Regions from separate parts of the Mus musculus genome. Here region 2 is linked to region 1. A link is a loop called in an ENCODE intact Hi-C map of the cell type or tissue named here. Cell type or tissue: gastrocnemius. All regions are shown on one strand. Each heading gives the region's core, and the rest is flanking DNA. Links, peaks and the distances in the headings are about the cores only. Region 1 overlaps Nectin1 (nectin cell adhesion molecule 1). Region 2 has its middle 29 kb from the start of Gm36855.

Region 1 (15,308 bases), core at 7,309-15,308:
GAAACTCAACCACCAGGATTGAGCCTTTCTGTGCCCCATGCCATCCCTATGAACTCAGCTGCTTTGGCTGTGGCCACCGCACAAGAGTAGGCAGGTCAGCATCAGAGAGGGCACACAATTTCCCATCCCTGACCGTCACCTCATCCTGGTCACACAGTTGCAGACGAACAGTATTTTGTCTGTGCCAATGAGGACGAGAGAGAGATGGTGTTTTATTCCCCCAGGAACAACGGGGGCTTGTCAAGAATTGACTCTCTCTCTATTTTTTTTTAGAGTAATTTCAGGTTCACAGTAAGACTGAATGGAAGGCATAGAGATTTCAGAGACCCCTGCCCTTATATACAAACAGCCTCCCACACTCAACAGTCCCATGGTAGATGAACCCACACTGACACATCATTGTCACTGCGGTCCAGAGGGGACCAGGGCTGGGAGATGCCAGCTTGAGTATTGGCTCTGTACTGGCCTCGAGGTCATGCTTTCCCAGAGTTGCTGACCAATTGCCCAGCCTTGCCTGACTTCCAAGGGGAGGTGCCTCATTGCTGTGGGGCTCAGTGGTCTGATGATCAGGTCAGGGCTAAGCAGTTGGGTAAACAGTTTTGTAATATCCAAAGGGCTATCCTAGAAGGCAGGCTGAGTTATTATCCTGTGTGCCCAGATCAGTGAGTGAGACTTGGGGAAGGAATTTTTTTTCTGCAAGTCAGAACAGCCCTGGGTAAGGCAGGGCCACCCATGAGCTAACAGAGGTAACATAAGATGCTTGGGGTAGGGGGCTGGAGAAATGGCTCAGTGGTTAAGAGCACTGACTGCTCTTCCAGAGGTCCTGAGTTCAAATCCCAGCAACCACATGGTGGCTCACAGCCATCTGTAATGGGATCCAGTGCCCTCTTCTGGTGTGTCTGAAGACAGATACACTGTACTCATATACATAAAATAAATCTTTTTTTTTCCCATTTTTTATTAGGTATTTAGCTCATTTACATTTCCAATGCTATACCAAAAGTCCCCCTTACCCACCCACCCCCAAAAATAAATCTTTAAAAAAAAAAAGATGCTTGGGGTAGCCCTGCTCCCCCTGTGGAGAGGTTGGCCTGAATGACCCAAGGATCTCTTTTGACTGTCACTTTTACAAATTCAGTTTGCCTTCAATTCTCCTGAGCACCCACTGTCTGTCCTTCTTTGCTTAGCACTGGAGATGAGGTAGACAACCTCTCCATCTCCTGTGTCATAGACAGTCCAGTGAGGGAGGCAACTTGTGTGGCTCCATCACTTGTTGCTCCTTGGCTTACAGGTTAAGAGGTTCTCCTGAGGCTGAGGAAATGCAAAAGAGCTTATGTGCTGGCTAGCTTTATGTCAACTTGACACAAGCTAGAGTCATTCGGGAAGAGGAAACTTCAATTAAGAAAATGAACCCAGGCTGGAGAGATGGCTCAGTGATTAAGAGCACTGACTGCTCTTCCGAAGGTTCTGAGTTCAAATCCCAGCAACCACATGGTGGCTCACAACCATCTGTAGTGAGATCTGATGTCCTCTTCTGGTGTGTCTGAAGTCAGCTACAGTGTACTTACGTATAATAATAAATCTTTGGGCAGAAGTGAGTGGGGCCAGAGCAAAGCAGAGGTCCAGCAGCCACATCATCATATGGTTCACAACCATCTGTACAGCTACCGTGTACTCGTATACATAAAATAAAGAAATAAATTTAAAAAAAAAGAAAGAAAATGAAGCCATCAGATTGGCCTGTGGGCAACACTGTGGCGCATTTTCTTAATCAATGATTGATGCCAGAAGACTGGCCTATTGTGAGTGGTTCGCCCATGGGTGGATGGTCCTGGAATATTAAGAAAGCAGGCTGAGCAAGATTTGGGGAAGAAGTCAGAAAGTAGCACTCCTTCACGGCTTCTACTTCAGTTCCTGCCTCCAGGTTCCTGCCTGAGTTCTTGCCATGACTTCCTTAGCTGATGGACTGTGATGTGGACATATGGATGAATAAACCCTTTCTCCCCTAAGTTGCACTAGGGTCTGGTGTTTTACCCCAACAATAGAAAGAAAGCTAACCAAGATAGGCTAGATGCTCCGGTTGAGAGGAAATTGGCCGTGAGGAGGTCGGGGGACCTGCAGATGTCTGAATCAGCCATCCTCTCAAAACAAAACAAAACAAAACAAAACAAAACAAAAAAAGGTTTTCATTCATTGTGGAACACATGCCTTTTCGGGACCTTTGAGCTGGTCCTTAGTCAGGGAAAATGGCACGAAGGATATAAGCATTGCTCTCTTCCCCTTTTCTATCATTCACGCCCTTTCTCGTGTCCCTAACTGGGCCCCAAGGGAACTGTCAATTTCCTTCTTGAAGCGCATTCACTTCCTCCAGCCCCATGGACCCGGAATCTTTGTTCACAGAAGGCCTATGGAACCTCTTTTCTCTTCTGGAAAGTGCCCAGAGCCCCACATCCAGGAGTGGTGTAACATCAGACTTCTTCCCTACAGCTATGGCTATCCTCTGGCCCTCCACTTGCCTCCAGGTGGTGGTCTCTGTAACAGGCATCATCAGGCAGGAAATTATGTCTTGGAGCATGGTGATGAAGGGGATTAATAATGATCATATGATAATAAATGGCATATTTGGTACCTAAGCCCTATGAGCACTACTTTCCTATGTCCCCCAACTATCCATCTACTTTGCTATTCAAGATATTAACACATGTTATTAGTCAATGGATCTCTCTCTCTCTCTCTCTCTCTCTCTCTCTCTCTCTCTCTTTCATTAGGGTTTTGCTTTCTATCCAAGGCTTGCCTTAAACTCACAATCCTCCCCCAGCTTCCCTGATTTTTAGGATTACAGACTTACAGACAAGCACCATCAGGCTTAATCATGCTCCTATCTCAGGACCCTCCTCTTCATCATGATTGACACCTGAGAACATTCACAACTTCCTGTTGGAGGCTTTGGATCTCACTGTCTTTTAAACTGTCCCGGGGTTGCATGTTAAAAGCTCCCAAGTTCTAAGGTTCTGCCTATATCTGCCTGGGGCAAGGCTTGGAGTTTTAAAACCTCAACTGTAAGGGTTAATCTTAATTGTCAACTTCATAAGATTTAGAATCACTATGGAACACATCTCTTGAAGTACCTCTGAGAGATTATCTAGATTAGGTTAATTGAGTTGGGAAGATCCATCCTAAATGTGGGCAGCACCATTCCCTAGGCTCAGGTTGCAGCTCAAATTAAAAAAAAAAAAAAAAAAGAAAGAAAAGAAAAGAAAAGAAAAGAACTGAAAACAGCACTCATTCCCTCTGCTTCCCGACTGTGGATACAATGTCATCAGCCCTCAAGCTATGACTCCTTCACCGAAATGGACCACACTGTCAGACAGTGAATCAGAATAAACTCTTCCTTAAATTGCTTTGGTCAGCTATTTTGTCATAGCAACAAGGCACGTAATTAATGCATTGGATGATTCTGGGTTAAGTAATCTGTGCTCAGTGCAGTTTGTGGCATGCATAGAGGGTGCTATTGGGTTGTTTCTCAAGGCAGACATAACAACTTCTGTGCTGGCCTTAGCCTGGAGTTCAGGGTGAACTGGATATGATGAAGCCAGAGGTGGGGTGGGGTAGTGGGTGTGGAGTATGTGTGTGTGTGTTTGTGTACTTGGAAAGGAGTTGTTGTCAGAGAGATAAAAAGAGGGGTCAATGCCTCTGATTATCATCTAGGAGTTCGTACAGACCAGGAGTAAGACAGCAGCCTCCTAAAGACCTGGGCGTGGCCATCATGAAGCTTCTGGAGCAGGGGGGGAATATAATAGGGCTTGAGGAGCATAGACGTTAGCATCCAGGTCAAACCCGAGGACTGTTTCCTAGAAGCTGCTGGGCACGGAGGCAGATACAGCGTTGTTCCCAAAAGCAGAGTCCAGCTGGTGCTTAGTCAGCCAACAGAGGCCTTCCTCCACTGTCTCACCATCCACGTCCCTCTCATTGTGTGTGTGTGTGTGTGTGTGTGTGTGTGTGTGTGTGTGTGTGTGTGTGTGTGTTTTATTTATGGCATGGTTTTCTCTTTGTGGACCAGGCTGGCCTTGAACTCAGAGACCTGCATGCCTCTGTCTTCCAAGTGCTGGGATTAATAGTGTGTGCCACCATCGCCTGACCTTCTCATTCTTTTAAACCATCCGTTGACATCTTTCCCAGCAAGTTTTCTTCAATGTGTCTAATGTGACTGGCACCTCTACTCAATGCTCAGTGTAGCTCCTGCATGCCCACCTTATGCTCCACTGGGGGCTTGCATTGCTTTTTGGTCAACAGAAACTTGTTTCACCTTCTCCAGTTTCTTGACACCCCACTTCCCATTCCCCGCTCTCAGAGGTGGCCCTGCCTGTGAGCGAGCTCATTATACACTTAGAGGGTATGTCTGGGTTCATCCACCCCTAGTTTCCTCTCTAGACTTCAGCACTCCACACAGAGTGAGGGGGTTAAACTAGCAATGTGTACTAACGTGAGATGTAACAAATAATGTAAGATGCTAAGGTCTGCTGTCTGCCCAGAGTACTTGTGACCCACCAATATCTGCACAGCCCCTATGTATTCAAGGTCAAGGTAGAAGGTCATGCCACATCCTCTCAAACAAAATTGGTAATTCTCATCCTATGTAGCCACAGAAGGCCAATGACTAATTTGGAACCTAGGGGTCCTTTGCCCTGAATTCTTGGAGCAGGGATAATCAGACTAGCATAGTGGCCTGGCCTCCAGTTACCCAAAATGTGAAAGACTGCACTATCAAATATCGGAATCCTGAAGGTCAAGTTTACTCCTGTAGTTACTGAAACAGGAGATTTGCTCAGAGAATGCTCTGCCATTGCCTTTGGCATGGGCAATGGTGGTATGCCGGAAACATCCTTTGCCCTATGCATGCAGGGACTGCTTTGGGCCATCCAGCCTTAGGTTTCCTGCTCTCTGTCTGGGGCACTGGCCAAAGATTTTGGGTGTAGACAGAACGAGGACCCATGGTGTAACTAACTAGCATGAAGGTTCTCCTAAGCCCTGATTCAGCTAGGGAGCTGAGTGTGGATGCTGCTCTCTTCAGTCAGACATCAGGCTCCAGGCCTGGGGAAGGTGTGGTCTGGCTTCTCCAGGGCCAAGCTCCGCCCACAGAGGCTGTGTCTGAGACTAATTGGCTTGCCCTCCTTCTTCGAAGCGGGAGAAAGTCTTGGCTAATTTGCCGGAACGCTCTAGTTAAATGCCAATTAGGATGTTCTGTCCACTGCTCTCTTCCAATATATTAATAATGTAATTAAGCATTTATTGCTCGCACAAATTAAAAATTAACTTAAACAGACAGCCTGAAAAACTGAGGAAATAAACGCTCAGACAACCAATTTGCATCCCATTCGAATATCAACAACCTAAACACAGCTCTGTCCTGGGCTCCTTGGTTTAGCTTTCCAGTGAGGGGCTCAGCCAGCTGCTGACAGCTGTGGGCTCCGCTTTTTCCATGCTGGATTCTGCCTTTCTGTACTGCCCAAGTCTTAGGTGTGGAGGAGGTGGCCTTGTTCCCACGCGAACCTGAGATCTTTCTGCTAAGCAGCTCCCTTGGCTTCTGTGGTCCCTGCCCCTCAACCCATCCCCACTCCCAGGAGCCCAAAGCTCTATGGGGTGGATCTTGGTGAAAGGAGATGCCACCAGGGGTGAGTAGGAGGGGGCAGTCCCTGAAGCCCCTGCCCTCCCACCCTCAGGGTCGATTTGTCCTGCATTCCAGCCCAGGGGATGGGAAGCAGATGGTGTTGGTATGGAGAGAAGGAGGAGGAGGAGGAGGAGGAGGAGGAGGAGGAGGAGGAGGAGGAGGAGGAGGAGGAGGGAAGAGAGGAGCTCCTTCTAACCAGTCTCCTGGGAGAGAGAGAGTAAGGCTAGGACCTAGAGGAGCTGCTGGGAGACTGGGCTGTGTCCTCAGAATATAAGAGGAAAGGCTGGAGCCCCCTCTTCTGTCTCCAGGGATGGAACACAGCAGGTGCTCCACTGCGGGGCTCCTCAGAGCCACAGGGGACCTGGCAGGGAGGAACAGAATTCTAAGGAAGTGAGCGAGAGGAGAGCGACCTAGGGAGGGGTGGTGACTGACATAAGAGCTCTGGAGCAGGGGCTGCCTGTGACTCTAGCCGGAGCAGCCCTTCCTTCCTCAGCTGTGCAGTTTTGTCATCCAGTTCTTGCCCCACACCCCCATGCCTTGGCCCTGGCCAGCAGATGCCAGCCATCCATCCCCCTGTGCCCTGCGCAGCTCATGTCTCCTGGGATAGCTCCATTGAAGCCCGCAAGGTGGCCATGTGGCCCCTCAATGAGTCCCTATCATAGAATCAGATACTCTGGCCTTTGTCGTCCCTGCTGTCCGGTTGTCTGTCTCCTTCTCTTGCTCACACCCCACTGCAGTGACAAGAGGCACTTGGGCTTGTTTTAAACACTTTATTTATAAAAAAGTACATTTTTTTTCTCAGTACATTTTCAACCCATCTTTTTTTTTTAATACAAGTAAAAGGGGGCGGGGCAACCACTCCCCCCCTCCAGGTCAGGACCAGGGGAATCTGCTGGGCTGTCCCCAGGACCAAAGAGGAAAACAGTGACATAGAAACTGAAGCAAAGGAAGCTTAGTCACACTCAGGCGAGGGTGGCAGCTTCTCCTGGATTTTGTTTCCATTTGTTAAAAAAAAAAAAAGTCACCCTCTTCCCCCCAGCCCACTCTTCACAGCTGGGGTCAGAAAGCAGCATCAGCGAGGCTGGTTCCTCACCTCTCGGTGTCTCCGGCCCAGGTCAGCTGGAGCCACCTGCCCTCACCAGGAGAGGGTTTCAGTTGGCAGTTAGGCTTGGGGAAGTCTCTACCTGGACTCCTCCAGAGGCCTGGGAGCACCCCCCTCCTCCCAGGAAAGGATGCAGTGTCTGCTGGGCTCAGAGGGGTGGCCTCACCCACCTGACGTGAGTCCTGATTCTCCCACCTGGACGATGGCAGGAAGGTTATTGCACCAGTGACTGGGGCACGCTGGGGTGGCTGGCAGAGGGTGCGCCTTCCCAGGGCTTGGGGCCCGAGCATTAATTAATACAGGTTTCTCGTTTATGTGTGTACTTGTGCACACACACACACACACACCTGTGCTTGGTCTGTGGAAGGCGTGTGTTGGTGTGCTGGGCGTGTGTTCACTAATTGTGTGTTGCTGTATTTCAGGTCCTTCTGGTAAAAGAGACTCAGAGGGTTGTTGCACACCAGAACAATACCAAAATCTGTAGGGAAACAGGGGTCCAGGGGCAGGGGAGGGACAGGAGGGGGAGGGCAGCTAGGGACGACATCCGGAGGGGTCTGGGCAGGTAACACACCAAGTTTACTCTCCGCAGTCTGGCAGAAGCTCAGCTGTGCTGGGGGGGGGGGGCATGAAGGTGAAGCAAAATGCCCTCCGCTCTGTCACACTGTCAGCTGGCTGTGTCCACTGTCCCGCAAACACAGGGCAAGAAAAGCCCCTTCTCCTTGGGTCCAGCTACCGACCCCTGACTCCTGTCCTTTCTTAGCCCAGGTGGCGGCCGCCTGGAAGCGCTCAGTGCCACGGCTGGGGATCCTAGATCCTGCTGCATGGACCCTATAAATTGTGCTTTGCTTCGGGGAAAGGCGTGCAGGTTTGTACAGGGAGCTTAGGTGCTTTGTCCAGGCCCAGGGCCTCCTCGATCCATCACAAGACAGGGGATAGGGGATGACCGTGAAAGGTGCGAGAGACTCGGGAGGGTGAGTCTTTCAGTCTTATGGCCCCATAGGGACAGAAATACCACTCTGGGGCAGTCAGGGTTCTGCCTCCTGCCTTGGGGGTGGGGGAGGGGGACCAAGGAGAGGGGCAGAGTGGTATGAGGAACAGGATGAGCTGTGACATGGAAAGGACACTAATACTTCTGGGAGAAGCAGCCCAGCTCCTCCATCTTCCTTCTCCCTGTGGCTAGAAAGGCCCCAGAATTTTCTTCCCCAAACTTCACCCCATCCAGTGTCCCCAATGCCAAGACGGAGAGCCGCCCCAGGGCTGGCATGGCTTCAGACTTCTGCTACGTGGCTACTGGGCGGCCTGGGCTGGGACTAGGGCAGTGAGGGCCTGGCAGAAGAGCCCCAGCTGGTGGGCTGAGTAAGGGGTGCCAGAGATGGCGCTTGGACTGGGAACTCAATAGCAGCACCAGGGAGGAGTGGGGTGTGGGCTGGGGCTCCCTTAGGAAGCCTATGGCAGGGTGGGTCAGTGCCCGTAGGGCACAGAATGGTCTGCCTCCCTCTCCCCAATGTTTGTGATCCCTCAGCGAGTGTCACTTAGGGCTGAGTTGGCTGAGATCCTGACAGGCAGGCCCTGGGAATGCCCATTTAGAATGAGGGTAATCTGGGGGCACAGATGGAGAAACCGAGGCACTTTGAGCTTGGGGACAGAGGGCTGGGGTGAGGTGGGGTGGGGAGACCTTTTTCCATGCACTCAAGGGAAGGCCCAGCCCCGAACGGCTGACAAAGCCAGAATCCCATTCAAAGAGGGAGACTGCATGCAAAGGCCCTTCTACACGGCCATCTTGCCAGTCTGGCACCAGGAGAGAGTGAGCAGGGGTCAGTCTGTGGATACGCAGCAGGTCCCCGGTGCCCCTGCACTTTCTTTGAGACCCGAGACACATCTAGGCCAGCCTTCCCATATGAGACGCTAGCAGTCCCCCTTCAATTGTGTTTGCAGTTTCCACAAAGCAGCCTTCTCCGTCTCAATAATTCTGTGCCTCGCATTCCTTCCTGGGATCCCAGCCCTGACTTTCCAGAAGAGTCAAGTGTTGCTAGCACTTGACAGATAAGGAGAAATCCGAGAAACATGTACATTGTCAGGAAAGGTTGGAGCTACACTGAAATTGTAGAGTGGCTTTGGGGGTGGGTGGGTGGGTGCGGGAGGTTCATCCTAGCTGACTCTGAATGCTTCTGTGGGCTGATCCCTTCCTGAGCTGGGAACGGGTAAGAGGTGGAGCAGAGGGTTGGGCCTCGGGCAGTGTTCAGCCTGGGCAGGGCGTGAGAGGTTGGCATAGGCCCAGGGATGTGTGCATGGATATGTGTGCATATGTTGGCAGAGGCATATAGGAACTGTGGGTAGAATCCACCTGGGGTCACCCACTGTGTACAGAACGGACTGGGCGTTAACAGAGAGGGGTATATGAGAGCTACGCCAACTCCATTTGGGGGGCCAGAAAGAAAAAAAAAAAGAAAACATAAAACCACCCTCACCAGGAAAACACACTGCCCAGGACCCCAGCAGAACCCTCAGCTCCATTATTCCCCACACAAGACTCCCCTGGGTACCACGGAGAACTCCTCTAAAACCTCTTAGGTGCACTGACTGCATCAGCTTAGTGGGGGCTTGGGTTACATCTTTCTGAGAAGAGGAGCAGCATATCGGGTGGGGGTGAGGGTGCTCTCCATCTCGAAGCTCCCTTTGCCCTCCATTCCCAACGGAGAGAACACAAACAAATTCCAGTGTTGGGGGATGGGGGTGGGGGGGTGGGAGAGGACTGGCTCCCCAAACCCTGGAGGGATGCCCAAGTACACAAGACAAGAACAGGGCTCCCTACACACAGGGCAGTGGAAGGGGTCCTTAAAGGAAAGGTACAGCAACACCAAAGCCACGGTCGAACACAACACCAGGGGGAAGGGTGGGTGAGGGAGGAAATTAAAAAAAAAAAAACAAAAAACAAACAAAAAACAAAAAAACGAAGCCAAGTGGGGTCTGCCCTGAGCTCCTCTGGCTCCTCAGGAGTTTGGGGCTGGTTTAGGGCAGTGGGCTGTGGGGGTGGGCAGGGGGGCGTGCGGGTAGGGGCCTGGGAGAAGTGGGCACAGACAGAGGCTCCAGAAGGCGGGGCTACACATACCACTCTTTCTTGGAAATGAAAGACCCGTCGTTCTGAGAAACCATGTTCTCAGCCAAGTCCAGCTGTTCAGGGTCATACTGGTAGCCCAGAGTCCGGTCCCCATAGCCGTCCTGACGGGCCTCAGCCTCATCCACAGTGAAGTAGGGCCGTTTGGCGTCCTCGTCATATTTGGGGTGGGGGCCGCCCACCTTACGTTCGCCTCCTCCACCGCCCTCCTCCTCCTCTTCCTCCTCATAGCTGCTCCCGCCCAATGGGCCGGCCTTCTTTTCATCATCCGAGTCATCCGGGTACTGCAGGTTCTGTGCCATGGGCGGGTGATGCTGCGGGATGCCTGCCTTGCTGTAGCCGTTGCCGTACACGTGCTTCTTGGTGCTGTAGTCACCCTTGAAGGTGTGCCGGCGCCTGCGCAGGGCCACTATGATCCCTCCGACCACAATCAGCACCAGCAGGACACTCCCTGCCACGCCCCCAATGATGGCTGTGGGCATCTGCCCGGCGCGCCGCCCGTGTTCAGGAGTCGGGGTGTAGGGGAATTCTGGGTGAGGAAAAGAGATGGAGGGGGTTGTGTCAGTGTCTGCTCTTCAGAAGTCAGCGGGGGTGTAGGGAGGCAGGGGAGGGAAAAGCCCAGGACAGGATGTCCACACCCCGAGTTTGAGCAGTTCTGATTCCAGAGGCCCCTTAGCACCCCACCTTCCTGAGGTCAGCTGCAGCACTGGGAGCCAGGCAGGCGAGAGGAGCAGAGGCAGCTGATGTACCCAGAGCGCCCAGCCTTCCATCCTGACCATCCCTGGAGGTGGCATTAGTTCTGTCCTATCCCACCTTGGTGCAGAGGCACATCTACATGCACCCAACTGTGTGTCCCTCACGGTCACTACCCTCCAAGGAGGTCTGCTGTTCATTTCTATTCAATGCAGGAGATGGCTAGCGAGGTTAACTTACCCAAAGGCCCAATTAGAAATCATCCTGCCTTTTTTTTTTTTTTTTTCATATCAACCCTATGCAAGTGCCACCAGTGTCCCTTTGCCTGACATGTAGAAGTGACTGACCCAACACCAGGAACCTAGTAGGTAATCCAGACTAATTCCTTTTGTCTTCAGGACAGATAGAAAGTAGATTCCCAAGTTTTGGCTCAGCCGACGTCCTGTGAGTGCCAACTGCCTATCAGTGTGCTACAAACAAGCGCTGTGACTTTTTGGTTGTGGTATGGCCCTGCAGGGCAAGGTAGAGACCTGTTGGGATTGCTAGCTTGGGCTACAGGGTTGAAACACCCAAAGTGACAGATGGTAGGCACAGAGCAGGGACAGGCAGAAAGGGGATACAGAGGACTACATGTGTATCACACATCAGGAGCATACATATGTGAGAGCATGTTCCATGTCCCACAGGTTTTGCCAGGCACAAATGTATGCGGAAGGATATGCAGATAGTGTGGACGGTCTGAGCCAGGCATAATGGCTCATACTTGTAACTTCAGGATGTGAGAGACTAAGATAGGGGGGTTGCAATAAGTTCAAGGGAAGTCTGGGCTATAGATCAAGACTGTCTAAAAAAAAAAAAAAGAAAAAAATATAAAGGAAAAATGAAAAGTCAATAATGCAGAGTGGAAATTAAAAGGCAATAAAGGCAGGAAAAGACAAAAAGACCAGAAGAAGATGGAAGGGGGAGGTGGATGGTGGCCTTCTTTTCTACCCTGTTGTCTCTTTTTTCCACCCCCTCTGAGGCCTGGGAGGTGGATGAGTGAATATGAAGTCAGTCCAGGCCAGCCCAGGCCAGAGGCCAAGAGGTCCTAGGGCAGGACACAGGGAGACGGTTCCCAGCACCACCACAGGGTGGCACCGGAGACCATGACTGGCCTCAGGAAGGCGCTGGGGTGTAGACCCAGGGCAAGCATGGAAGGAAGGCTGCTGTCCAGGCCTCTTCCCGGTCTGGCCCAGGAGGGCCAGGGTCAAGGAACTGTCTGGGCCCATGTGTCTGCTCCTGGGAGCCTGCTGCAGCCAGCTCACTCCCTGATTCAGCATCACTCACTCCATTGGAATCACACGCCTCCCATGGGCCCCATGTGAGTGTGTGGGGTGCTACTGGCAAGCAGGCAGGAGCAGGGCGGAGGTCCTGGATGGGGGAAGAGGTTTTCATGTTGCTCAGGCTGGGAGGGCTAGTGAAAACACAGGAGCCTCAAAAGGGGACAGGGTCCGGGACACTTGCCTGAGGTCACATGGCTGAGCTGTGGCCGCCCAGAAGCTCCTGAGCCTGGAGCTGTCTGAGAGAAGCACAAGCCCAGAGGATTTGGGTCCCCACTAGTCACCACTGTGTCCTCAGTGCAGGTCACAGAGTTTACTGAGAGAGTTTAAGTGTTTACTGAGAGCTGTTTTGACTGCTTCTCTTGCAACCCTCTCTGGGAGCTCATCATGGTTTACTGGGTCCCACTGTCCTTAGAAAGGAAATCTGTGTTCTCAGCCTGCCTCCCCAGCTCCAGGCCTCAGATAAAGTCCTCCTCTCCATCTGCCTCCGTGTCTTTCTTTGCTTGGTTGGTTTGAAACAAGGTCTCATTAACCCATGTTGGCTTTGAACTTATGACCTTCCTAGCTCAGCCTCCTGAGCGTTGAGGTTCTGAGCCACACTCCTGGCCAATCTTCACCTGTCTACTTCCTTATTCAGTTAGCAAATATCCACCGACTATTTTTTCTCTCTAGTCATAGCATTGCTATAGAGCCAAAGGAATGCCTGGGATCACTGCAGCAAGCAGACATGGAAGGAGCTGACAGTGAAGTGCTCAGGGAATAAGAGAATAAGAACATTGAGGCACGCAATTCACAAAGGTTTCTTGGAGGCTAGACTTTGTCCAGCCTTGAAGGATGATGGTGTGGGCTCAGAGAGGCTAAGACAATAATCGAGGCATCTAGATGGAAGGACCAGCCTGCTGCATCTGAACTGCTATGCTCCCCTCGCCTGCAGAGGTGAGGAGCCCTGAGTCCTTGGCTTTTCCTTTCAATGCTCTGTAACCACCTGCACTGTGAGCTTTCTCCGCTGTCCCTGCGGAGGCTTTATCTTTGGACCTACGGGCCTTGCTGTCTCTGCTCAGGACAGAACTCAGCTCCATTCTGTGACTCAACTGAGATCCTCCTGGCTTCTCAAGCCACCTCAAGTACACAGCTCCCACTCAGCCACAGAACTGTTATCTCTGAAGGTGTCTGGGATAGTTTTCCAAACTGTACTTCCTGGAACCTTGAGCCGTTACTCAGAGGTCAGCAAAAACAGCTGGACAAACACTTTGAGAAACATTGGCTTAGATGACACACTGGAGCCCTTCACCTTCCCCCATACCCTGGAGTATGACATACACACACAGGATGGAGGGTTTCCCAGCTTCCAGAAGACAGGACCATCCCGGAGAACTAACAGTTAGATTATAGAGTCAAGAAACCTCTGGGACTGCCAACTCAAAATTCCCACCTGTTCTAACATGGCTAGCTGTCCTTTCTCATTCTCTCTATTTACCGGGCTTCCCCTGGGCTCCCACGACCACCACCATTTGTTCACTCTGAGTTCCTCTCTGGGTTTTGTTGTGGTAGAACATTTGTGGGCCTCTCACCTTTACTGAGTCTCTACTCTTGGTTGCCCCACCCAGTCAGCAGATTAATTCCCATTGGAAAGACATGACCACTCTGTCTCAAAGACCAGCAGTGAGTCCCCATTGCCTGCTGGGTCTTAGAACCTGGCCTGCCAAGCTCCTCTCATGCACCTTCATTGCTGACTGCTGTGATTTGGATAACTGTCCTTACCAAAGGCCCCAGTGCAAAAGGCTTGGTTGCTAGTTCATGGCACTACTGGAAGGTGGTAGAACCTTTAGAGCTGTAGAAAGTCCAGTCACTGGGGGGTGTACCTGTGAAAGGGCTATGGGGACCCTGTCTCTTGTCTGCTTGCTGCCTTCCACAGAGTGAATGAGTCATTCTACAGTCACATTCTTTCTATGATACACTGTCTCGTCATAGGCCCTAATGTAACAGGTCAATCAGTCATAGACTGCAACTTTTGAAACTGTGAGCTAGAGTGTACTCCCCTCCCCTCCCCACCTACCTCCCTGCACCCCCTGACCTGACAAGTATCTCATGACATAACCCTGGCTGTCCTGAAACTCACTATGTAGACCAGGCTAGCCTTGAACCCATAGAGCTCTGCCTGTCTCTGCCTCCCAAGTGCTGGGATTAAAGGTATGCAAACCTTTCCACTTTTTAAATTGATTATCTCATGTATTTTATGACAGGTACCAGAAAGCTGATTAATACATTATGTTTGCTATCTGAGTTCCAGTTTGCGGTGTGTATGCAATACTAAGGATTTAACAAAGTGCCTGGCACCAGCTAGTACTCTACCACCAGGCTATATTCTTAACCACTTTTTACTTCATATTTTGAGATAGGGTCTTGGTAAGTTTCTCAGGCTGTCCTTGAACCTGTGATCCTTTGGCCTCAGCTTCCCAAATAGCTGGGAATACAGAACCAGCCTCGAGTGAGTCCCTAAGCACAAACAAGCCTTCGTTCACACCACACGCCCTGCTGCAATGCCTCCACCATGCTTCAGTTCTGTAGTTCATGTTTAACTCTTCCTCTGTAGACTTCCTATGGACCGACGGCTTTGCATCCTTCGCTGTATTTTACACGATGTCAGATCCAAGTCTATTAATTACAAACTCATTGCTAATAAGCGCAGGTTACGATTAATCACAGTGGGTTCTGGTTCTCCTTCCAGTCGGAATAAGGGAAGAGCTGGGAGAAGTGGCCGCCTGTCCTTTGGCGCTGACTCACTGAAGCGCGGCCGCTATGCACATGTAAGTTCCACCGCGGTTACCTCCCTGCTCTCCCAGCGAAGAACCATTGAAAAATACCGCGCTCTTACATTTAACTCGGCTAGATTGGATTTTCTGACCCCACTAATCACAGGATGACAGGGTTTGCTGTATCATCTGTCTGATGAGAATGGTTGGTGTCCCAAACTACTCTGTAAATTATATTTCGAAATAAATCTAGAATCTAGGTGCTTTTCACCATTCTATCCCCACCACCCTCATTCAAGACACCGCCATCTCTCAACTGGATTATTTATGGTTATCGACACCCAACTGCTCTCTCCCCTTTGCTTCTATAGACTGTATTTGATACAGCAGCCAGTAAAATCCCATTAACGTGTAAGTCACATCCCATCGCTACCCTGCCCACAGCCCCTCATTGACTCTGTTTTACTCTCAGAGAAAGCCAAAGCTACAGAGCCTAGAATGCTCTCCATGACCGGCGCCCTGCCAAGCACTTACACCATCTTGTCCTGCTTTTCTGCAAGCTGAGGGATCATTGTCATGGACGGGAGCTTCATGCTATCATCCCCTTCAGGGCTTGGGTTGAACACCACCTCCCCAGGGCCACTTTCCTCATCCACCG
Region 2 (15,308 bases), core at 4,276-12,275, 310 kb after region 1:
GAAGGGAGGGGGGAAGGGAAGGGAAATGGAAGGGGGAGGGAGGGAGAAAAAAAACTCAGAAACACAGCTTTGGATATAAAAGAGACAGTTTAAATCTTACGGCTAAAATGAATATCTTCATAAGACCTCCTAAGAAATTATAAATAGGAAATACAATTTTCTAGACAAATGAACCAATAACCCTCACTCAGAAGATACTTAAAAACTAGAATTGATTTATTTCAATTCCATCATTAAAGAAATTGAATAAGCAACTGAAGTTTTGCCTGTGTCCAGCAACAGTGGCTACAGCTAGCAAACACAAGATTCTGGTGGCTGTAGAGAAATTTGTACCAAATATTCAAGAGACAGAACCCCAGTCTTATACAAAATGCCCTAAATTGTGTTTCTCAGACTAAAATGTACAGTGTAATCTCTTGACTTTTGCTCAGATAAATATTGTGCTTCCGTTGCTGTGGGGCAGACTTGATATCCAGCATTTCTCACACGCACCCAGGTTATACCAGACACACAGGTTTCCATAAATCAATGAAGTCAACAACTCAATAGGAAACGGGTTGGAAAGTGTGTGCATCCCGTCCACAGAAGACGAAACTTGGAAGGCCGACGAAGACATGCTCCGCTCCGCTGTTATTAACAAATGCCGACTAAAAGCGACATCCTGTTTTCCACCGATCCAATTAGCGAATGTGCAAATGAGCAAATTTACCAGTACATAAATAAATACACTGAACAAGAAAGCCCTCCAGCAGGTGGAGTGGGGGAGGGCTAGCATACACAAGGCCTTGGGGTTGATCCTGACACCAACAAGAAAGAAGAAAAACGGGGCGGGGAGGTGGGAGGGTGTGGGGGTGGGAGGAGAAAAGTGGGGCGGGGAGGTGAGAGGGTGTGGGGGTGGGAGGAGAAAAGTGGGGCGGGGAGGTGAGAGGGTGTGGGGTAGGAGGAGAAAAATGAGGTGGGGGACGGGAGGTGGGAGGGGGTTGGGGTAGGAGGAGGTGGGTGGGGTGGGGTGGAGTAGGGTGGGCAGTGACAGCTCTAATGGAGGGGAGGAGGAGGAGGAACTGGTACAAGCAGGTTTGAAAGTAACTTGCCACTCACTGTCTAATGAAGACGAAGAAGCCGTGCTGTGGATGGACACAGCAGAGATATCCAGATTTTCATATGCGCTTAGGGAAAAATGGTGTATTCAAACCAACACGCTGAATGTGATGGCGAACTGCTGTGGGAAATAATCCAAGCCTCCATGGCCAGGAGGACAGTTGACTGAATACTAGACAGCAGCCACGTTACATCTGGGACACTTACAGGCCCAAGCAATTTTTGAAGGAAACAATCTGAAGATTAGTAGGTCTAACTTCAGACCCTTAAATGATAATGCGATGCACACTAAAGAGCCTTATGTATCATGTGATGTAACAAAAGTACAAAACCATTTGGAAATGGAAAATAGCAAAGTTGCAACAGTGATTTGTAATCAAGGAATGAAAGAAACAGAATGAGTTAAAACAATTTTTTTACAATAAATGCTAAAAATGATTCTAATCAGATCATCAAGAAAATGAAGATGCTGATATGTGTGTGTGTGTATGTGTGTGTGTGTGTGTGTGTGTGTAAAACAAGAACAGGATGCAATTAAAAAGAAACAAAATACAAAATATGTTTTAAAATATGTGGTATATATGATCGACATTTTGTGATTTAAAACATTCAATAGAAAGCTGAGATGATATGGGTCACTGGAATCTTTTTAAAAGAGAAGGAAAAAGAAGAAGAAAAATATGAAAGCAAAAATGACAAAGGATCAACTCTGGAAACCTGTGACCTCATTAAGAGAACTCAGAGAGTAAACACGAGAGAAAGCAGTTTCAAAAAATCCTGCAGAAGGACTTTACAGAGCTGAAGAGACTACTCAGATGGACCAGTTCTGTGCTCAGTAAGATGCGTAAAGATTCAGAACAGCAGAGCTAAAGAAAGGTGGGGTGTGGAGAAGGGTGTGCTGGTGGGAAGAGAAGGGACAGCTCATCTACGAAGCCTAGCATCAGACACTTCTCATCCATGACACTGGGCAGCAGTGGAGCTGGCCTCAGCGATCTGGATGAGAACAGTCTCCAACCAGAAACTGTCAGACTCCCACACCCAAGGGTTATAAGAGCAGAGCAGATACACTTTGGGGCTTCTAAGGACTCAGATCATCTTTGCTCCTGTACTCCTCCTTAGCATTTACTCAAAGAGCACCCTGCAAACTGCGGGAAATCAAGAGAGAAGAATAGATGGACTGAAGAGAACATTGTCTCCAGCCCAACAAGCAAAGACGAAGGGACTCTGGGGAAATTAAAAGGAAGGTTTCAAGAATGCCTCAGGGTCTGTGCTGAAGTCCAACTAAAGCATGTGATGTGATGAAGGGAGGAAGGAAGGAAGGAAGGAAGGAAGGAAGGAAGGAAGGAAGGAAGGAAGGAAGGAAGGAAGGAAGGAAGGGAGGAAGGAAGGGAGGGAGGAAGGAAGTAAAGGAGGGAGGGAGGGAGGGAGGAAGGGAGGGAGGGAGGGAGGGAGGGAAGGAGGGAGGGAGGGAGGGAGGGAGGGAGGGGAGGAAGGAAAGAAGGGGGAGGGAGGAAGGAAAAAGGGAGGAAGAGAGGGAGGGAGGAAGGAAGAAAGAGAGAGGGAAGAAGGGAGGGAGAGAGAGAATGTCTAACATGGGGGAAGCTGGGGATTGGTTCAGTTGGGAGAGTGTTAACTGAGCTTATTCAAAGACCTGGGTTTGATCTCCAACACTTCAATAAACAGATGTGGTAGCACAAGCCTGTAATCCCAGCACTTGGGAGGTGGAGGCAGGAGGAGCTCAGGGCCATCCTTGGCTACATAGGGAGTTAGAAACTAGACTGGGCTACGTCCAGACCCCAACCCCCTCCCCCCCCCAAAAAAAACCCCACTAGAGCTGTGAGTGAATCTTGAGTGAGAAGGAACGGAAGGAGGCAAGGAGGTCTGGAAAGTCAGGTGAGAGAGGCCCAGAGGAAGAGCTGGGGGTAGTGAGGACTGGACAGAAAGGGTGCGAGACTAACCTGATGGGACAGTCATCCATAGTTTCCTGGGCAAAGCAGTTGACACCATTTACCGATTTAAAAAAAAAAGAGAGAGAGAGCAAACATTAAAAGGATGAAGATGGGGGAGTTGCGGATAATAGAGGAAAATCTGGCACTTGGTGATAATCAATAGATAATGCGTAAAGCACGTACATTAAGATGCATTAGTTAAAACACATTGTTTAGAGATATGAAAGTAATTCCAGAATAAAGACATAAATATTGTCAAAATGGTATCTGCTGGGGAACAGGGTAGAGGCTGCTGAGGGGCATGGAACTGGGAACAGCCATATTTCATCAGAAGCCTTGAGGTGTTTCTGTGTTTTAAAATGTTTCTCTAATTTTGATTTTTTTAAAAAGCAACCACTTTCAGGTCCTGGCAAGATTAAAATGCTTCCAGACTAAGGAAATTGCACCCTACTCTGTATGCATAGGAGAGCCTTGGGGGAAGCAAGTTGGGATCTTACTCAGATGGACACAAACAGATGTAGATGATGATATAGCAGGCCCCCTCTCCAGCTGAGTCTCCCAGGCTCAATATGCTCCGAATGGTGTTGACACTGACGTCCAGTGAATGCCTGAATGAAATGCGCCAGGCTACAGCCAAGGGGTGGGGAAGGAGGAGGAGGAAGACGACGAGGAGGAGAAGGAAGAGGAAGCCCTTAAAATTTTGATCCTTTAAACCTCTAACATAAGCAAAAACATGTTCATGGGGGAGAGGCAGGCAGAGTCTCCTGAATTTATTTACCTTACCTCTGGCTTTATATTCTATTGATGGATTTCATGTTATGTAAGTAAGCTGGGAATATGAATGTATGTTTACAGTTTTGTTTTGGTTTTGGTTTTTAGTGTTTATAAAGGTTTTTAAAGTTCATAGTTTAGCCTTAACTCTAGATGAGTCTAAGCCATCCTGGCCTGTTGTACTGTGCAAAGCTTTATCGGCCTCAGATGGCCTCCTGGTCTAGTTTGTGCCCCACTGTCTTGATGAACTGCTGGCAAACCATTGCTACAAGCAATCTATCTGATCTTGTGCAGATTCATTCACAGACTAAAGTGTGGGACTTTAAATTACTCTCATCTTGACTCTTTAGCTTCCATCCCATAATACACTTTGATTACATGTTGATCAATGTTGATACACTCACCCTTCCTCCCAGACTTTAAGTCATCTTGGAAATGGACATACCACTTCATTACTGAGTTTGGATCCCGAGTCACATGGAGTCCGATCAGATAAGGCAGTCCCGAAATACAGGAGATTTCCCTAAAGGTCAAGGCTTGGACTGACTGATGGCTAGTGAGTTTCACCACAGAAACTGAATGCTCAATGCTGGTCTGCTGGGAGGCCTGAGGATTGTAGAGCCCCATTGGCATCAGAAAGAAGGAGCAATGGGCTAGATGAGCGGCAGGTATCGGCTCACAGAGCCTACTCCAGAATAGTCTGGAAACCACTGACCATGATCATTTGCATGTGTGTTTACAGCCTCTTTCTGAGCACCGAATGGTGCTGTTCTCTGGCCCCACATTTCTCCACCTTGTTCATAGGGATGGAGAGTCTGTCAAATCTACTGCTGAATCAATACCCATTAAGCCTATAACATTCTCTTTATCTACCAGCCTCAGAGCCCCATCAAGGAAAACGAGGTGAGGAAGAAGTGTCTCATTCTCCTCTGTGAATCCAAGGCAGAGTTCCTAATGACTACCGCTGTGTTTTCTAAAGCTGGGTGGGAGCTCAGCCCACGAGTTCTCTGTCTGTTTGATAGCGGTTCTGAGACCCTATCCATTTTCACAACCAGAAAAGTCCACCAGGAACCCAGACATGTGACTTGGGAGAGAAACTAAGACTTCCCTTAATATCCTTGATATCCGTCTTGTGTTCTTCAGAGAACAAAATGCATAATTGTGTCCGTGTTATTGTATTTTATATGGCTGTGGTCATAATCTATGCACGATTTTATAGTGCGTTTTGGTAGTGGCAGTGGTGGTGTTTTGTTTGTTTTTAAAACAGAATTTCTTTGCATAGTCCAGGCTAGCCTGAAGCTATGTCACCAGGCTAGCCTCAAACTCATGGCACTTGTTTCAGATTCCCAAGTGCTAAGATTACTGCCATATGCAGGTTGTGATTTGCATTTTCACAGGGCAATAACCTATGACTTTTTCACACTGATATTAATTTTTCATTAGCGTGGTTTTTAACAGCCACATGATAGTCCACATACAAGATACCTCATAGTTTCCTTAACGATTCTGCTACTGTTGGCCAGAGTGTTTCTACCATTTCCTACTCTTAATGCCTGCTTTATGAATTCATTATCTACTAAATATGGATCATGTGCCAGGCTCAGGGTTGAGAGCTGGAACTAAGAGAGAGAGAGAGAGAATGCAGAGATGACCAACTGAAGATCAGCTGGGGAAATCTCTGAGTCTAGGGTAATGTCCCCAGGTCTAGGACAATGGGTAATGGGTATGGGGGCAAGGAGATCTACATGCTGATGCTGTGCAGGGAGCTGAGATCGGGACTCCAGGACTCAGGAGCAGTGGGGCAGCCTCTAACAGCATCCAGAACTTCCTGCTGAGTTTCTCCCCCTGCTCCAGTAAGCCTGGCGACCCCATTTAACCCCTAACTCTCATTTTCTTTTTCTCAAATTTAGGAATTCTAATTGATCTGCTACCTGCCTCTCAGGGTTACCATGAAAATCAAAGTGAACTCGTCAATACTAGTTTTGTCAACGTGCAGTGTGAAGCACTGTGGCACAAGCAAATCCTTGTGGAATTGAATTAAATCTCTCTTCAGAAACCTGTCTGGGAGGGACCATGCAGCCTGGAGGTAGGGAGTGCTGCCCTCTCATGAGCACTTTCAATAGAAGGAGAGAGAGGGAGGGGGGAGAGGGAGAGAGGGGAGGGGAAGATAGGAGGAGAGGGAGAGAGGGGGAGGGGGAGGGAGAGGGAGGGGGAAGAAGAAGAAGAAGAAGAAGAAGAAGAAGAAGAAGAAGAAGAAGAAGAAGAAGAAGAAGAAGAGGAAGAAGAAGAAGAAGAAGAAGAAGAAGAAGAAGAAGAAGAAGAAGAAGAAGAAGAAGAAGAAGAAGAAGAAGAAGAAGAACAACAACAACAACAACAACAACAACAACAACAACAACAACAAACAAATGAGCTAAAAGGATCTTTGGGGAAGAAAGATAATGAGATGGGGGAGCTTTGTGTGAGGTTTCTGGGACCAGTTCTCTTTCTTGGAATGTCATATAGAATCCATGTACTTATAGAACCACAGTCCTTCAGAACTCTGTGCATCACTCTGCATAGCTTTGAATGAATATGGTCTCATCTGAGCCCTGTTCCCTCCATGAGAGGGAACCAATGCTGTTAGCATTCTCCCGCCCCGAGCGCGGGGGCTGAGGAGGGCAGACTTGGACTGTTAAAGCTGTTAAAGCTGAGTTGGTTTTTGAGAGTATGCCGTAAGGTTTTCCTCATATCCTTTCAGATATGAGCTCCTAGGCAGGCAGGAGTTCAAACATGTGCCTCTAACTGGGAAAGAAAGACACTGGTTATAATCTGGCACCCTCCCTCCCCCACCCCCCACTCCAGTTTCCAGCAAGCCCCCAGGCATGGGTCACAGGAAGGGTCCTGGGCGTGGGGTCTTGCCTGTGAAAGTCTACATAAATGTGTAGTGAGCCCAGAAACCTAGAAAGGTCAGGCCTCCTCCTTTCTCCTAAATAAACATAGCATCCCCAGAGGCCAGCAGATGAAAGGAAACCTTAGGATGCTCGCAAGGCTGTAACGGATTCCAAATTGTCTTGGCAAGATCAAACCCCAAGGCTAGGAAGGTAATTCCATCCCAAGGAAGGAATGCCTCGTGCTGCTCTGTACTGGTTTTCACTTCTAATTTGAGACAACAGGAGAAATAAGCAAACAAAAGTGTACATGCAAATATCAGAGTCTTAGAGAGAGAGGAAGCCGTGGGCTCTGACATTCTCTGCATTTTTGGCCCTGAGCCTTTGCAAGTCACAATTGCCTATTGAGGGAACTCGGGCTACAAACACAAGCAGAGCCACATTTCCTTATTCAAGGCAAACCCTTCCCTTAGGGGTCTAGATTCTGGACAGAAGTACAGGGTAGGACAATGGAGCAACCAACCTCACCCCTTCCAGCACTCTCTGATGGGTTTTCTTAAAGATAAAAGGACTTAGGGAGATGGCTCAGTTGGTAAACCAACTTGTAAAGTGCTTGCCATGCAAGTTTGAACCCCAGAACCCACACAAAAAGTCAGGCATAGTGGTACAGGCTTGTAGTTCCAGTGTGAGGGACTGAAGACAAATGGAACTCGAGAGCCCACTGGCTAGCCAGCCTAGGTTTTATTTTTGGTGGCCTTGTCTCAAAATAAGGAGAGCACCCAAGTTACAACACCCAAGCTTGTCCTCAGGCCTTCATTCACATATATGCACCTGTACATGTATGTGTACTCTGTGTATATGTAAAGACAGACAGACAGACAGACACACCAATGTGAGAATGCAGAGAATGTCAGAGCCCATGGCTTCCTCTCTCTCTAAGACTCTGATATTTGCATGTACACTTTTGTTTGCTTATTTCTCCTGTTGTCTCAAATTAAAAGTGAAAACACAAAGACAGAAAGAGAGAGGGGGAGAGAGAGAGAGAGAGAGATCTTAAGCTCCTGGGCTGTTCCGATTGCCCACAAGTGCCAGGAAGGACCCTAAATAGACCATCAGTGTCTAATCCTCTCTCTGCTCCCATCAAGCAGTGAAATATTAGGAAATTTGCTGCGCCTTTCTCTGCTTGAGAATACTATTGATGCTGTTGCTAAAGTGAACCAGTAGGGGGCACCTGTTAAAAAGTGGCATTGCTTAAGTAGAGGTGGATAGTAATCATTAACAAGGAGGCTCTTTGCCTACAGCCTGGCTTTGGCTTATGAAATGGCATGGATATCAAGGACTATACTCCACTTTCCTGGATTCTGTCAGGTGATGGCTACCCAGTGGAGGGAAATGTCGAGAACTGAAACTCTTAGGACCAATGGGATAAAAAAGGGCTTTTCAGCCCGGGCAGGCTGGTCACAGCTGGCAAACCAGTTGGCCAGGCGATGTCACTATCTCTGTTTGCTCCTGTGCTACCCCAGTGTCCCTCATAACGTATCACTGAAAGCAACTCTGAACTTTATCTTCCCTGTGTCATGGGCCGAGGGTGGGGAGGGAAGGTTGTTCTGTCACTCCCTGGAGGCAGTGTGCAGGAGACAGCAGGCTCCTGTTAGAAGGAGTCACATGGACGCTCCCAAAGGGAAGCTGACTCAAATACAGCGACGAAATGCGTGGGCCATCCAGCCCATCACACGGAGAAAATCCTTCCCAATGGCCACTTTGAGGGTTCCTGTCTTACTTTTATTAAGGAAAGATGGCATTTTTATGGTAAAATATATTAAAAAGTTCATTCTGAATTATTTTCTTCTCCTTGAACACAGCGACAGTGGGAAGGAAGCAGAGGCCCCAGGGGCAAGAGACCATCAGAATGCACTGATTTCAAACTTTCTGTTAGCTGCAGGAGTCTCTTTTTATCAGGAGCGTCTGTGGGATTCCAAGATATAAAAATGATCATCTGGAGGCGCTATGGGTTCGGAGGGGGCCGAGGAATGTCTTTCTCAGATGGACCCTCCTATTCTATCCCAAATCAGTCTCTGCAATCCCAGTCCCACAATCCCAGGAGGACACACCCATTCCTCTACAGACACCTTTTTAATCAACTTTCTCTTGTTGCCTGAATTTGGAGTAGGAGGCTGACCCACCCAAGGACACATAACTGGTCAGTGTTAGACTCAGTAAGCCACAGGTCAGTCCCCTGAGTGATGTGCCCTGGGACACTGGGCTATGGCCACTGGGTCTCAAAGCTTGTCATATGGGCAGGGGGAGGCTATTGGAGTTTCTGTGCAGAGATCAAAGAATAGGAGGCAACGGTGGATCTCATAGTCCCCATCAAGAGACCTGAACAACCCCATCAACATCCTGCTGTCACAGCTTGAGAGAGCCTCTGCCACCTGGATGGTTCCATGATTTGACAACAGGCTCCTGTCCTTTAAGGCAAGAGGCCCCGCAGAGATGTCAGAGGACTTCTGGAGTGACATCACGGGATGTGTGTTTTATTCTGAGCAGAAGCATCCTATAGACTCCAAGGAGCTGCTAGTGAGCAGGAGGAAGGGAGGGAGGCTGAGGCGACTGTAAACATTGCCGGCTCCTTTGCCATTCATGACATCTAAGCCAGCTGCAGGCTGTGACAATGCACCCACCTGTTCCAGGTTGGAGTGTCAGCGCTATTGTGAAATGCTTGGTATGAAAAACGTTCAATAGCGTTCAAATCCATTAGCATTATCCCCGGGTATTTCACCGTTACGTCTGCCAATGGAAGAAAAGGAAGGGCTCCGAGAGTCTTTAAACATAATTTCAACTGCGGCAAATTTTTGAATGTGCTGCTGGTTTCTGCATGCAAAGCTTCTTGTCAATGGAGATTATCAACAGTCTGAAGAGAATGTATTGAAAACCTGGAGTCAGAATCACACGAAGCCATCGCAGGCACAAAGCCGGTCAAAAATGCCGTGTGTGCGTATGGGTGCGGTGTTTATTGTTTAAGACTTAGAAACTATGTCGTACTGGCTAAGATCTCCATTTTAGGCAAATTTAAATTATATCCCTCCTAACAGTTTGTATCTTTCTTCATTCTTTCAAAAACATTAGGAATACTCTAGGCCGTACTCTAGCTACACTGGACAGGCAAAGCCTCTGTCTGCTTGGAGTTGACATTCTAACACAGCGAGACAAAGAGCAAGATATAAAATAAATGAGTGACGTGTGTCAGATGCTGAGCACTATGGGGTAATTAGGACTATGGGAAAACAGGTCAGGGCAGGTCTCATCAGAAGCCAGCACTGAGCAACGGGACGGGAGAAGGAACAGAGGAAGCAATGCAGATGTGCCAGGAAGAGTTCTGCATGAGAAAAGAGCACACGCCAAGAACCAGGGACAGAGCAAGAGCACCGTGCTCCAGAGCAGGAAGCGGGCTTTGTGGCTACATAGCTTGCAGAGCGAGCAAGGCAGGGAGGACCAGATGATGTCAGCGATGGTGGAGTCTAGCCTGGGAGAAGGCCTCAGAGACACCTGGAGAATGCTGTTCCTGCCTTTGAGTAAATCTGAAGGCACTGAGTGACATCATATGCCATGTGCTTTATTTCACGCGAGACAGAGCTGCACGCATTCCAAGCTGGCTTCCAAGTCTCTACATAGCCGAGACTGACACCGATCATCTAACCACACCGCCTCTGCTTCCCCAGTGCAGGGTTTGCAGGTGTGTGCTGCCACACTCCACTCATGCTGGGGATTGAACCCAGGGCTTCAGGCAGGCTAGGCAAGTACTGTCCCAATGGAGCCACGTTCTAGTCCATGATGTAGACGTTTTAAGGAAAACTCTGGCCATTGTGATAAGAAAAGCCTCAAAGAACAGGAGAACTAATTTAGAAAGGTGTTGTGAGACTCCAAGGAGGAATTGATGGTAGTTGGAACCAAATGGTGGCAAGTTTGGACAGATAGGCTATAGGTGGTCATGCAAAGATTTTGTGACATGCTATGTGTAGGACGTGTATAGGAATCCCATAACAGAGACAAAGGGTGGATGGAGAACACAGAAGAGTCAAAGAAGACACTGAAGGGTTGAGCATGGGCAAACAGCAGGTTAAGCAAGATCTCAGCTGAGCTGGGAAGATGCAGGTAGCCGAGGTTGGTGGTGATGGTTGGGGAACGGGTGTGGAGACTCTGGTGTGGCATTTCTGAGACAGATGGTGTGCAAGTAAGCAGAGATGACAGGCAGGCAGTTGAGTAGCAGAGCCTGAATTTCAACAGGGTTGTTTTTCATTTTTATCATAATGACAAAATATAAAAATATGTAATGGGCTTCTCTTCCACCACATACCTTTTTATGTTGATCTAATCTGATCTAACATATTTAATATAGTTGTCTACTATTTATCATCTATCAGCTGTCTAATATGTATATTTACCATCTACCAACCATCTACCATCTATCTAATCTATCTACCATCTACCTATACTCCTTCATATCTGTCTATGTATCAATCTATCACCTATGTATCATCATCTATCTACCTATATTCTATCACATCTATCTATCTATCTATCTATCTATCTATCTATCTATCTATCTATCTATCTATCTATCATCTATATATGTATCTGTATGTAATCTACCTACTATCTATCTGTGTATGTATGATGTATGTATGTATGTATGTATGTATGTATGTATGTATCTATCTATCTATCTATCTATTTATCTAGACTATCATCTATCTATCTATCTACCTTATTTCTCTCAGGTTCACTCCAGTGTGTCACTGATGACAGTCACTTTTTATTAAAAAGTTGGAGAAACATGGTCTCAATAGCAAGAACTCTGGCCCAGGCAGTCAGGAGTCCTGGGTCTGAATTTTGCTCTATTGATATAGAAATGACAGGTAGCTGGTGGCATGACACAACCATAGCCAAACTCAGCTTTTGTTGGCCTCGATTCTGATTGGCTGAAGCCTAATTGTTTAGGACTCTGTAATAGAGAGTGTCTGCCTGGCAGCCAGGTAGCTTAGCCCCCTTGGAGCATTCACATGGTTTGCAGGTCCATTGGTGCTGGCTGCTCATCTTAGGATCCCTAATCTGCATTTGTGACTCGTGAAAGGCAGGATAGAGTCTCCAGACACTGAGGGGTGATGTGACGCCTGCTGACCCTCAGATACCAGGGTACACACAGAAGAGTGTGAAATGCATGTGACAGTGGCTCTAGTGGCACCCAGCATCCAGGGCTGAGTCCTCCTAACACATTCCTCCTAAAGTGACCTAGCTTCTGACTCTAATCTTTTAACTCACACATTTTTGTGAAGTTCTCACATGATCTGTAGCTTTCTGAATCTTCCACCCAAATGTCTTTCCTGGTTATATTAGCTAGAAGTGATCTTGTTGTTTGTGGTCATCAGTGACAACTGATACTCGGAGTAATGGTGATGCCTGGATGGATGATTGGCACCCTCCTCTGAAGCCCTGTTTTCTCAGCTCTATACAGAGGTAGTAACCATTGCACAAGCAGTATAAAATTTAAACAGTGGTATTGTTCCTCCACTGGCCTTTGTCACTTCATCTTGGAAGTAGAGATTACAGGGACTCCTGATGCACCCCACCCACCCCCTGAATCTAGTTAGAGGGCTGTGCACTGGTACACAGCATCATAACACCTGGGCCTGCGTAAAAGGCTGGAGGGTGAGAAGAGGGTGGGCCTTCAGGTGCCAGGAGTCTCATTAGCTGGTCCATCACTCAGCAGATCGCAGCATCAGTACCCGATTCCCAAACTTCTACAGTGCAAGGTACCGCTCACCCATCAGCCCGAGTGCAGGCCTGCAGACAGGAGCCACAGTGTGCCTGAGTTAGCCAAGGAGCAGTCAGCTCAGGGAAGGGAGGAGGCCAAGCAGGGAGGTGTCAGTTTCACCAACACCTGGCATCTCCAAGGCTGAGTTAGCAGGGGGCTGTCAATCTCCAGACAGGAAAACCAGAGACACAGAGGAGAAGAAACAATCAAGACTGAGACAGTAACAAGAGAGAGGAAGTGAGAGGCTGGGGGACTATTTTAAGTAATGCTTGATAAATTACCTGCCTCTCCTGGCCTCCTCATAAAGGAGATTCTAGGGGGCTAATGTTTACATCTGACAGCTTACCAAAACACCCCACTGCAAGTACAAGACAGACCAAGGCTGACTGCTGTGTGCTTCCTGCCCATGGATCTGGAGAGGAGGGGAGGTGTCCATGTCTACTAATCACAGGCTCACAAGTGACCACATGTGTTGTGCTGTGCACATACGTGGAAATGTTCATACATATGAGGAGTGACGTGGTTGGGCTCATTCTTATGTACAGATGCACAGCACAAAATCCTGACCGTACCACGCTCCCACACATTGCACGTGAGTCCTTCCCCCCTCCCCCGTCCCCCCCCCCCCCCCCCGTCCCCAGCCCAGGTCAGGGAAATGCCAGGACCCACATGGTGGCTAAACTTCAGTGGGTGTGAGAGACCCCTCCCAAGCTGAGGATAGGCATCTTAACAGTTGGGGAGATGGGGCATTACAGTCTTCCAGAAGTTAACATCACTGGCTAGATCTTTGGACTGCCCTGGGAGCTACCCCACCAAGGCATTTAACAAGATTAATTAATTTAACCAGCAGCCTTCTGTGCAGGTAGTAAGTTTACTGTAGCAAAGATGTTTGTAAATAGGTATTGAGGTCTGGCTGGACCACCGTTCCTGTCCTCTTCTCTATTTCCTGGCATTGAATCCATGCCCTGCTTTCCAGAATAGAAGTGTATGGACTCAGGTGGATCACATGAGACTGTTTCCTCCCTGCAAAATATGAATGGCATCTATGTCACCCTCTATATCTTCAGGTACCATGTGCAAGAGTTTAACCAACTGAAAGTCAAAAATCCCTGTGAAGAAGTGGAGATGGTAGCATGAGCCTAGGATAGCACTTCTGAGGACAAGGCAGGAGAACTGTAAGTCTGAAGCTTGTTTAGAGTGTATAGAGAGATCATGTCTCAAAACAAACAATTATATATGCACATATATACACACTATGTATATATTATATTATTATGTTATATATATCATTATACACATATATGCATGCACTATATATTATATATGCATATATTATATGTTAATTATATCTTGTATATTATATATATTATACATGGAAATAAATGTACTCCTATACAAACATGTACAGATTTTTTCATTATTCTTGGGGTTATATAGTATCACACTGATTTGAGTATGAGAAATAATCTAAAGGCAATCTAAGTATATGAAAGACATGTATAGGTTTTCTATAAGGAACGTGAGTACGTGTAGATTCTGGTGTCTGTGGGGGAGAGGGAGCACTGGAACCGTTGCCCGGCACATACTGAGGGCGGACTCTGTACCTACTTTCAAGCTATTCAAGCTACAGGGTGGCATTAAGAGCAGCTTCGGTTGCCATGAAAATGAGAACACCTCAGTTGAAATGACAACTTTGTCATCTTGCCATACCCTATAATCAACCTGGGAAGAGAGTCACAATGAGGGACTTCTACATTGAGTTAGCTTGTCTGTGGAGATTGTCTTAATTAAGTTCATTGACGTAGCAAGACCCAGCCCAGTGTGGGTGGATCCACTCCCTAGGCAGGAGGCCCTGAACTGTATAGGAGTCAAGCTTTGTACAAGCAAGCAATCATGTGTGTGCATTCATTTCTCTCTGTGCTTGACTGTGGATATAATGTGCCTGGCTGTTTGAAATTCCTGCCTTGTCTGTTCCTTAATGATGGACAGGAACCTAGAAGTTAAAGCAAACTCTTTCAGAGTATTTTATCACAGCAACAGAAATGAAAGTAGAACAGCTGGAGTCCCTCCTATGACTGAGCAGAATGCCTACCTTGCTCCTTGATATTCTTGTACTGTGTGGACTCTGTTGTAGCCAGACTTTTGGCTACTTCATGGGTTTCTATTTCTACCACCCGTCTCGACCCTTAACCCTTCCAATCTCGAAATTCTGGTGAGGAGAGAAAGAAGGCTAGAGGCGAAAGGGAGCATCCATAGATACCATTAGACTATTTCCTGCTGCTTAGGGGCATCGAGTTCCTTGGGGGAGATTTTGAGCTTCATTTTTAGGATATCTCCAACCAGGAACCAGCAACCAGCAACTCACAACCAACAACCAACAACCAACAACCAACAACAACCAACAACCAGCAACCAACAACCAGCAACCAACAACCAACAACAACCAACAGCCAGCAACTCGAAGCCAACAGCAGCAGCAGCCATCTACAGCAGGAGGAACAGCAAGCTCTATACTCCTCTCAGAGCTCTTGCATCTATATACCCTCCCTCCCAAGAGTCCCCAGAATTCCACATCTCATACATTTGTCAAAACTATCTGCAGCTGGCAAACTCATGCCCCTCCCAGAGCATGAGGCAAATCAGTCTGCTGTTGTGGACAATCTGAAGCAGCCCCATATCCCACACCTTGGGATTGAAATATATTCCCATAACATTCCTATGTTTTTAAAGAGACCCAAATTCTCATTACACTTGTTTATGTGCCTCAAACATTCAAGTACAAATGGGACTGAAGAAATGGCTCAATCCATC

What was found. Peaks named below come from ENCODE experiments on the same cell type or tissue, not always from the same donor. Only the 100,000 strongest peaks of a DNase experiment are listed, where the experiment ranks them.
Region 2: it touches region 1 in a loop (2.3-fold over the local background); 3 of 42 quality-filtered maps call a loop at or near these places.

Annotation. Positions count from the first base shown.
Region 1 is chr9:43,798,578-43,813,885 of GRCm38, reverse strand. Nectin1 (nectin cell adhesion molecule 1) reads right to left here. Exons shown (of 6, transcript NM_021424.3): 6 at 6,425-10,414. The coding sequence ends at 9,870. Among named protein-coding and RNA genes, the nearest start is that of Gm46108, 15 kb to the right of the region's middle. In gastrocnemius, for the core only: a CTCF peak has its summit at 11,710 (motif pointing right); DNase peaks (open chromatin) are centred at 8,078, 9,043, 10,083 and 11,708; H3K27ac peaks cover 1,973 bases.
Region 2 is chr9:43,484,191-43,499,498 of GRCm38, reverse strand. No RefSeq gene overlaps it. Among named protein-coding and RNA genes, the nearest start is that of Gm36855, 29 kb to the left of the region's middle. In gastrocnemius, for the core only: a CTCF peak has its summit at 7,903 (motif pointing right); a DNase peak (open chromatin) is centred at 8,093.